Linked DNA regions of Homo sapiens: all the other regions are linked to region 2. A link is a contact called in ENCODE Hi-C or POLR2A ChIA-PET data. All regions are on one chromosome and are shown on one strand. The core of a region is the stretch at or near the end of the contact, and the rest is flanking DNA. Distances in the headings are between cores, read along the strand shown.

What was found. Hi-C counts contacts between places; a loop is a spot of excess contacts on that map. ChIA-PET counts read pairs that join two places held with the same protein, here RNA polymerase II (POLR2A). Pooled maps may share reads with other maps.
Region 1: a pooled map shows a loop between it and region 2 (2.9-fold over the local background). The contact joins two enhancer-like sites. A Hi-C loop is called at or near these places in 4 of 50 pooled maps. POLR2A ChIA-PET finds 5 or more read pairs at or near these places in 2 of 52 experiments (activated T-cell and naive thymus-derived CD4-positive, alpha-beta T cell).
Region 3: a loop to region 2 is called in a map of A673, with 4 times the contacts of the local background. The contact joins two enhancer-like sites. A Hi-C loop is called at or near these places in 8 of 168 maps with a recorded cell type or tissue (A673, Calu3, MCF 10A and 5 more), 1 of 37 single-sample maps with no recorded cell type and 16 of 50 pooled maps. POLR2A ChIA-PET finds 5 or more read pairs at or near these places in 1 of 52 experiments (HEK293T).

Annotation. Positions count from the first base shown.
Region 1 is chr15:96,625,655-96,628,658 of GRCh38, reverse strand. No RefSeq gene overlaps it. Among named protein-coding and RNA genes, the nearest start is that of SPATA8-AS1, 160 kb to the left of the region's middle. RefSeq lists a silencer at 1,054-1,254. Within about 2 kb of position 1,323, at least 4 of the 41 ENCODE cell types and tissues checked have a DNase peak (open chromatin) inside an H3K27ac peak, as active enhancers do.
Region 2 is chr15:96,356,003-96,359,314 of GRCh38, reverse strand. All of the region lies in intron 3 of LOC101927263 (a long non-coding RNA gene), which reads right to left. Among named protein-coding and RNA genes, the nearest start is that of SCDAL, 15 kb to the right of the region's middle. RefSeq lists an enhancer at 1-841. Within about 2 kb of position 2,059, at least 28 of the 41 ENCODE cell types and tissues checked have a DNase peak (open chromatin) inside an H3K27ac peak, as active enhancers do; they include A673, where a contact is called at or near this core.
Region 3 is chr15:96,693,005-96,695,903 of GRCh38, reverse strand. The region is part of intron 2 of LOC105371002 (a long non-coding RNA gene); the gene reads left to right. Among named protein-coding and RNA genes, the nearest start is that of SPATA8-AS1, 89 kb to the left of the region's middle. Within about 2 kb of position 1,628, at least 2 of the 41 ENCODE cell types and tissues checked have a DNase peak (open chromatin) inside an H3K27ac peak, as active enhancers do; they include A673, where a contact is called at or near this core.

The sequences.
Region 1 (3,004 bases), core at 74-2,573, 270 kb before region 2:
TCAGGGAACGTTGGGCCCATCTAATCAGCGCTGCTGGCACACAGTGACAGCTGACTGTTATCACTTCTAGACTGGCTGATTTTTCCAGATAAGCCAAGAATCTAGATTCTCATGTGAAGCCTCACTTTTTAACCATGAGCATAAAGGAATCAGGCTGGGTCCCTTGAATTGCCCAATGGCTGACTTTTGAGATGTTGTCCTCTCAAGTCCTTATTCTTACCACCACTCCACACTTTTCCCACAAAAACAAAAACAAAAAAAACAGGCAAAGTTGTTTTGGAGATCTTTTTGAGGATTTTTGATTAATGCCTGTTTCACTTTAGATATTTGTCCTTCAAGAAGTACTTTCATTCTAGACTCTCTTAGCCTAATATTGTGTCTTTCCCCTCTAGAAATCCCTAATCATGTCACAAATATTAACTGCAGTCCAGTGAGAAGTGCATTGTCATGTAGAAAAGGAGAACACTAGTTACTGAGAAAGTTTCAAATCTGGTCCTCATCATTGGAGTTTTATTGCCTTTGAGAAGCTTGCATCAGTTGCTTGACTTGTAAAATGTAAAAGATCAATAATGAAAAGAAGTCCTTCTTAGAAAGCATAAAGGACTTTAGCATTCTTATTTCCAATTGGTGAAATAGATACAATGAGGTCATTTGACTAGACCAAGTGTGTGCACTCACTAAACATGTACACAAAACTGAGTGTTCTACACTCTTGCCCAGATTTCTGGAAATGAATTTGATGATGGTGACCCTCAAATCGATGTGCCAAAGCTGGCTAAATAAAAGGTCCTTTAGTATCCAGAGCCCCTTATTTGCCCAGCTTGAATATGACCAACATGACATATCAAATTAGATGTCTGTATAAATTTCAGAAAATCACACTGGATTTATGAAGACTAATTTGCTAATGTTTTTAATCTCCCGATGGCTAGCCTTGTAAATAACAGAAATGAGTTCACTGCCGGCTACACATTTTATTTCCATTTCTGGTTGTTTTCTTCCCCCTTTATTTCAGCCCTCTGTGTGTGATAGGCTTTCATTCTCGACAAGACATCAGAACTTGACTTAATAGGCAGCAGGGGTAAAATCGCCAGCTCTTTACATGTAGGGAATCCTGAGGTACATACAAGCCTCGCTCTAAGATGTGATAACGTAATCTAAAGCCAGGCCCAGCCTGTCAGTTCAGGTCTAAAGGGATTTGATTCAGTGTCAGAACCTTTGGCTCACAAGGTCACTTTCTGTTCTTGCTTTTCTTATAACAAAAGCAGGAAGGGGGGGGCGGTGCGGTGATTCTGGGGTGTGTGTGTGTGTATGTATGTGTGTGTGCTTGCACGCGTGTGCATGCACACGTGTTTTTTCAAGCCTTGCGAATTCCTCAGCTGCTGTTTGTTGAGCACAGGGCCTTTATTTCGGCCTCCTGAAACATTTTCATTAGACAGGAGCCTCTGAAGTATGCTCGAGACGTGGATAGTGCAACTAAAAATCGTAGGCCTCTCCAGAAGCAGCCTGATTGAAATCAGCACTGTGTCAGGGCCTGTCATATCTCAGAAAAGACATAAAACACACGGAAACATCAATAAGCAACAAGCTTCTGACAGCTCTGAGACATTCCAGCTGACAAGAAGAGAAAGGGGGTGAGGTTAGGGCTCAGGGGGGATATTTAAAATGCCTAACAGCCAGCCGAAGTGTTGGCAGGCTTCAGGGAGGCCGAGAGAAGACAAGATAAAGTCTATCAGGTTATCACCTGGTTCGAGGTGGACTCCTCCTTCCAAGGCCACTGGGATGAAATGATGACACAATTGCTCGCACCTCATCCCACCCCCCTTTATTTTTAAATGTTTCTGAGAATCAAGCTGCATTTATAGTGTTGCCCAGACAACGTTTGTGCAGGAAAAGATTTTTTTAATGTTAAAAAGAAAAAAAAAAGGAGAAATCTGTGAATTAAAGAATTATGCTTCTAGCTACAATGTACAGAAATCAAAAAGGATTAACAAGGTTTTTTTTTCATTTAATTTCCTGTACACCAGAAGCTTTTGTTAAGAGATCAGAGATATTGCTATTTATTGAATTTTTAATATGATCTTTATTAAAAGGCAGCACACATGTTGGGGTTTCCTTCTCTCTCTCTTTTTTTAACATGCATGGATATAAAAATCAAAGGCCAGGAATGAACCATGGTTGTTTGATTTCAGTGCTTTTGTAACATGGGTGAAGATTTGGATATAGTACATATTTAAAATTGTTAAAGAAAAACAGATAAATGGCCCTCTACTTTTGAAAATGGTTTTTGGCCTTCGGAAAAAGGATCGGTCATTAGGTGTTAACCCTTCAAGTATTTCAGCCAGCTAGGAGAATTTCCAGAAATGTCTTCTAGCCCAGTATGGTCCATTACAGGAAGGTAAATGAAAGAAAGAGATAATGATTTAGGTTCTGGTTTTTATTCTCTTTCATAGGCTATGTAGGGCACATATTCTTCCTACATGCAGACCTCTGGCTGATATTCAAAGAAATCTCTCTTCATTAAAAAAGTTGAGATGCATCCTTGGGGGATGCAAATTGGTAAATTTGGATTCTAGAGTCATAGATCACAGATTCGAAAGGAGGGGCTGTTAATACCCTTAAGAACTTGAAGGCTGAGTTCATTCTTTAGGATCTAGAGGTTATTTCTGGAGACCCCAACTGTGTGTGCACAATTCTGCTTTTCCCATACTCAGATCTTATCTATTCTATGTCAATTATCCCATACTCATTTGTGCTTTCATGTAAAACCAACCAACTTTAAAAAATGGAAAAGATAGACATACAGTAAAAAGCGGTGTGGTAGAAAACCAAGTAGTCCAGCACCATTGCCTGAATTACCTGGGGCAATTTCCCCCTTATCACTGTTTCAGTTTTTCATCTATGAAATGAGAATAATGATACAAGGAGTTGTTGATAGGATGAAATGAGATACTGTATGTGAAACTGCCTTGTAACCTAAACAGTGCAATTCTTTTGTCATCTT
Region 2 (3,312 bases), core at 810-3,309:
TTACTTTAAAACACCCAACCAGTTCATTTTTCTCAGAAGGCATTCTGGATGCCCTGACGGGGGCATGCCGGGATGGGACCCTTCTCCCCTCCCCACAAGAACTTCAGACACCTGCTCTATCCTGCCTTCAGCCCCCAGGCCCCTAGGACCGCAGGACCCCTCCTTCCTGGGTTTCCCTCACAGAAGAGAGTCATTTAATGTTATAGATAACTCAGCCCCAGCTCAACCCACCCACCCCTGGAGAAATTTAGTCTCCTCATCTTCCTCACCCTGCTGCCACCATTTCTAAAGGTTTAGTAGAGTCAGGGCGTCATGCAGGCCCTGGGCTTTCCCCAACCGGATGGAAGAAGGAAGTAGACGCCCTCAACCAGCTGGGGAGCTGGGCTGGGCGCCGATCTATATTTCGGGGTTCAGCCCCATGGGTGGCAGCCTCTCTGAATTCCTAACTGTGCTAAGGGTTGGGGTCACCTGCCCAGATACGTTGCATAGCCCAAACCCATGACAAAAGTCTGAGTGGAAATGGAGCCCTCCTTCCCCCACACACGAAAATGTCGCCTTTTGGCAGTGCGGCCCCCAATCCTTCATGTCACCTGAGGGTCACACTGCAGGCGCAGGGCTTCACTGGGTCCTGCCTCCTGGGAGGTGCTCGCAGACCAACTCCAGGGTCGACAGCCGGCAAAGCAAATGCTGGCGGTTAGGTGCTCAAATAACATTCTTCATTCCTCTTTTTCAAAGTTGATTTATAGCAATCGACAGGTTAAAGCCTCATCTGACTTCATTACTTTTAAAAGCTGTCTATTTCACAACTGTCACTTTTCATCACTTAGCTCAAATAAATACTTGAAGAAATGAATTGGAAGAGACTTTCAGATCATGTTTATAATTCTTGGTCGCCGCGTTAACATTCCTAATGACCTGACCCTCTGAGTTTCTGCAGACTTCTAAATTGGGCCGAAAATTCCTCCTTATATACTAGAAAACTTCAAGGAAGGTGAGGTGGCCGGAAATGCGACTCAAGGGAGAAGTGCAGCGGCTGCATGTGGAAGGCAGGGTGTTGTCGCAGCAAAGCATCCCAGCAGCTGCGAGGGCCCAGGCCCGAGACCCAGGGCCACAGAGAGGGGGACAGCTCACGGGTCAGGGGATTCACATGGAACCAGCTGCTGACAGGAGGGCCCCAGCCTAGCAGCCGCGCCGCCCGCCCGCGTTCCTCGGGTCCCGCCGACCAGGCTGCAAAACCACGAGAAAATTCATGCCAGAAGGAAACGCTGTTCATTGGGACTATTACTATTATTCTATCACTGTTTCAAAAATGATTTTAAAGGGCCCCTACGACCGCAGATGAGGAGTGGCAGAGTGAGAGCCATTTTCTCCCAGTCATCTTCGACTCAGAGCTTGTGAGACACCCAGAAAGAGCAGAAGCATGGAAACGAAATCGTACGCACTGAAGTCCGTTCAATAAATTGAAATAGTTTCTCCAATTTTGCTACCATTTGCCCAAGCCTTCTAGTATTACCAGCCGGTGGTAATACTTTCACTTTCTCTCTCTCTCTCCCTCTCTCTTTCAAGCTCTCTCTCTCTCTCTCTCTCTCACACACACACACACACACACACACACACACACAACCAGTTCTAAGAAATAGGAGGAAAAATACAGAAAAAAAAAAGCGAAAGGAGAGGTAAGAAAAAAAAACTACAGAAAATAAAAGGAAAAGGAAGGGAAGAAAAAGGAAATGAGAGAAAAGAAGAAAGCAAAGGAAAACCCAAAAACTATATATCTTTTCTTTTTTAGTTTGGGGGACAACGATAGAACACATATTTTCCTTATTTTTTTCTTTGAAAAAGAACAACAAGAACAACAAAAAACCCTAAGCTGCGTCTCTGAGCTTGTGGTGGATTGGGCGCTTGCTCGGTGTGCCTGGGCCGAGGCTGACTCCAGCGCGCCGCTCGCCGTGCCTGGGGACCTGCAGCCCCAGCCTCCGCCCCGCCCGGGAATTTCGAAGATTTCCCCCGAGCGGCGGCGCGCGGAGTGTGCTCCGGAACTCGCCATCACAGCGCTCCCCGCCGCCGCCAGCCTTCCCCAGTCGTGGCCTCAGGCCTTCGCCCACCCTGCGGACCGCTCCGCCTAGGTGGGTCTGAGCGCTCCCGATTTTCCGCTCAGAGGCTTTAGGAACCCCGAGTTAACATTGCTCGGTGGCCGCTGCCTCGCTGCGTGGACGCGGCGGCGGATGCGCTCGGTGGCGAAAACCCGGGCGCGCTGCCGTACCTTGGAGCGCCACCTCGCTGCAGAAACTGGAATGACGCCGCCAAGCCTCCCAGCCTGCGGCAGCCTAATTGTACGTCACCCGGACTTTTTCCGTAATCGAAACCCTCAGAGAAGCCGCAACGCACAGGTCTTCTGACGGGTTAAAAACCATTATCTGTGACCGACAGATCCCACAGTGGCTGCATTGGGATGAAGGGAAAATAACAGAAGAAGGAGAAAAATATATAGGCACAATTTCACCAAGTCTAAAGTAGTCACTCAAGCTGGGGAGCTGCTTTCCTAGAAAGGAGAAGATAAATGAGACGTGGTCTTTAGGAAGCCACTAGTTCGGGCCCCGTGTATTTCCGGCCATTCAGCTGCGGCCAGTGCAGATGTCTCCCATGAGGTGGTGCCTATAAAGTCATCCCTTCCCAATTATGATTTCCACCAAAATTCATTTATTCTGGTCAGTCCAGCATTAGAGGGGTTCTGCAGTGCCAGTCTCCAGCCTACTGGGACACTGTACCCACAGCTTTTGGCTTTGCTGACTAAATAACCACAAAATATAGCCCCCAACACGTACACCTGTCCGCCGGTGAAAGTAGCAACTGGCAAGAATTGCAAATTACACAGCCTCTCTTTCCAAGGTGCAACTGGGCATTTGACACTATTTTATCCAGTTGATAACTTAACAGGTTTGCCGCAATCTTATATCCACACGACCATAAAATATACAGAAAATTTAACCCACTTATATGGTGAGCCTTTGCTTCAATGTGTCTTCAAAGTGCACCATCCCAGAGATGGGTGTTATAAGTTAAAACAAATGTTACATGCCAAACATGGTTTTAAAAATACAGCATCTCTGTCATGGTCCAGTGAGGATTTGTGTGGTTTCTTTGTTTTGAAGGGAGGTACAGAACCTTTATTTAATGTAGTTTTTATTACAAAGTTCAAATCCTTTTTTTTAAAAGGAGCTCTGTGGATCCTACAAATAATGGGAGCTGAACTGGGGACTATAGGGTGGAGATAGAGTTTATCTGGTGTTGTATAAGCCCCTGTATTTCCCT
Region 3 (2,899 bases), core at 379-2,878, 340 kb before region 2:
ACAATAGCCTTGGAACCTAACAATGGGCTCCTTTTCTGAATGAGAAACAAGCTGGGGATATCTTCATTTGTTGGCTTCCTTTTCTAGGGAATAGTATGAATGATTATATTTTAGACTTGCAGAATTCCTTGTTCTCATATTTCATTTGGAAGGTAAAAAAATAGAAATTCTAGTTCTACTTCCTACTTGCTTGCAAGCTTTCAGTTTGCAGAGCTCTTTGCTGCTGACATTCCCATGATCTCTCCCACCTTCTAGAGTGCACACCCTCCCACACCCACTCACACAGAATCATCTGGATATTTGGGTGTGCAATCAGCAATTTAGCTTTTCCTTTAATAGCATACAGATGGTTCTTGGTGTTTTTAAACAAACTTCTCAAACAATATTGGTGTTGCAAGAATGACTTCATTCCCAACTCTCTGACTTCATCCTAATCCATTCTCCAAGCAAGTAAGCTAAGATTCAGTGTGATTAAGCCACTTTCTGAAGATCACAAATCAGCCATGGAGTCCAGGCCAGAATAAACTCCAATGATGTTTCCGTTAAGAGATACTAGTTATTTTTAATCTACGTGGGTAGAGAGATTCTCCTCTAAGTCATAAGTCTCAACGATGCACAATTAATGAAGATTAGATAGTATGTTCATTGGCTGAACTTTGAGGTGTTAGAGTTCTCTGCCCACCATTCTGAAGAAAATTAAGCTTATTTGAAGGATACGTGGTCTCTATTAGTAAAGAGTTAAGCACAGCTTATGAAAGTAATGACATTGTCATTTGTCCCCTTGGTTCATTCTAAGGACTGCTTTTCTGTTGTTGTTTTTCTTCTCCTCCAATTGAAAGATTAACCTGGTCCCAATTGAAATGGCAGTCCATATCATACCTTTCCTTGATCTCTCAGCATGGCTAATAACAGCTGGGGCCTGCCGAGCAAGCGTCTTTATTTTTTCTTTATTGTTCCAGACTACAAACCCGTGAACCTTCAGCATGTTATGTACTTAACCATGGTCAGGTTGATGGCATTATTTTCTGATTGTCCGGGAGCTCCTGGGGTACTGGCCCATACTGACAGAGAAAGGCTGCCATGCTCTTTGTAGGGTAACCTCTGAAAAAGAAGCCCCTCAACCACCTGCATGTTTAGCCTGGAGCTGTGACATTGCACTAGGCCGATTGGTACGCTTCAAAACACGCATTAGCACCACTGGTGCTAGTGCATCTTGCTTGTTAATTTTCACTTGGGCCTGTTAGATAAACCTTCTCTGGGCCACAAGTAAATGCTTGACACAGCAGATTTTTAAAGATCTTTGCAAGAAGATCTGGTATGTCTGGGTCACTGTGTGCTTTGTCTAAATCTAAGCACAGCTATTTGTTAGTCTCCCCTGCCCTCTTTTAGCATTTTTTTTTTCCCTGTTGCCTGTCCACATGTCTAACTAACTAGCCAGACTAGTCTACAGCAGAGAAAACCAGGGACATGAGCACAGAATGGCAGGAAGAGTGGAGCAAAGTGCTTCTCTGCGTGAACCATCTCCACACTTAGCTTTTACAATCCTATAAAAATTGGTCTACTTGTTATCAGTTCAGACTGGAAAGCAAGCAACAGCCCTCCGTTGCCTCGGGCTTTGATGTAAGCACCCCTGACTATTTCTGTTTAAACTCTAGCGGATGGAAGACACCTATAAAGATATTAATTAGCTCCAGTTGTCACCAGATGTGGTTCACATTCTCTGAGCCAGCTCTGAAATACTGGAATTTTTATTAGGCAAGGTAATGTTTATGGCTCTCATTAAAATCTGAGTCATAAAAGACTGAAGAGGAGATTGGTGGGAAGTGGGGGAGAGAATAGTTTCCTCTTTGTTTATTAACTTTCAAAAATCCAAAAGTCCTGTGTTTCAGACTTGAGTGGCATGTTAACTTTGTGGGATTTGGCAAGATTCTTCTAAGTGTTTACATTTTGAGGAAACCTTTTGAGTTGTACTACATAAAATGACTGGTTTGTGTCAGAATGATGTTACATTTACATGCTTAATTATAATAATGTCAGCCATGGAGCACTGCACCATGCAAAAAAAAATCAGTACTAATTGTTATTGGACTGGATACTAACTTATGGGATATATTATGACAACAGAAGGAATTTATTGTTTATTCAAAATGGGCGAACAGCACTTCATAACTGTCAGGGTGGGGTGGCAGTGAAAGAGAAACAAAAATCCAAAAATACCTTCTGAACACTTTCTTTCAATGCCTTCCTCCCTGTCAAGTTACTGCCATGCCTTTATGACTCTTAAGAAATACTTCAGCTAATTTTTCTCTTGGATAAAAGAAATAGCAATAGCTAAAACCTGCTCAGGTCTACGAACTTATTTAGAAAAAAAAAATCTTAATTTGAGAAAGATTTGAAGGCCAAAATAGCTGCTCAGGTTCCTTCAAAAGCTTCCCTGACCTCCTTCTGAAGCTACTCTCCCATCAAACCTACAGGCATAATAAGGCCCGCAGAATATTTCTGACGACCCACATCATAATCTGCGGTCCGGGGTCTGCAAACGGAATATACCTTCAGCTTGAAGTCCTCTGATGACTACATCAATGCATTCGATTTACAGTTTCATAAGATCTTTGGAGATTTTAAATGATATTCAGAAATATGCTTATGCATTTTTAAAAGATTCTTTTTTCCCATCTGAACTCTTTTAACAAAGGTATTTCACTAAGTACAACAGCTGTCCAATTTTTTCCAACCTTTTGCTTCCTTCTAAAACACAGTCATTTTGTTAGACATTGAAAATGTCTTGATTTAGTTGTCTTGCTATTTTGGGCCTGTCCTGCCCCCTGCAGTGGTAATAAGGATGGGGGTTCCTGCTGGGCCCTGAAGAATACCATTTCACGGCCGCCACAGAGCTGGC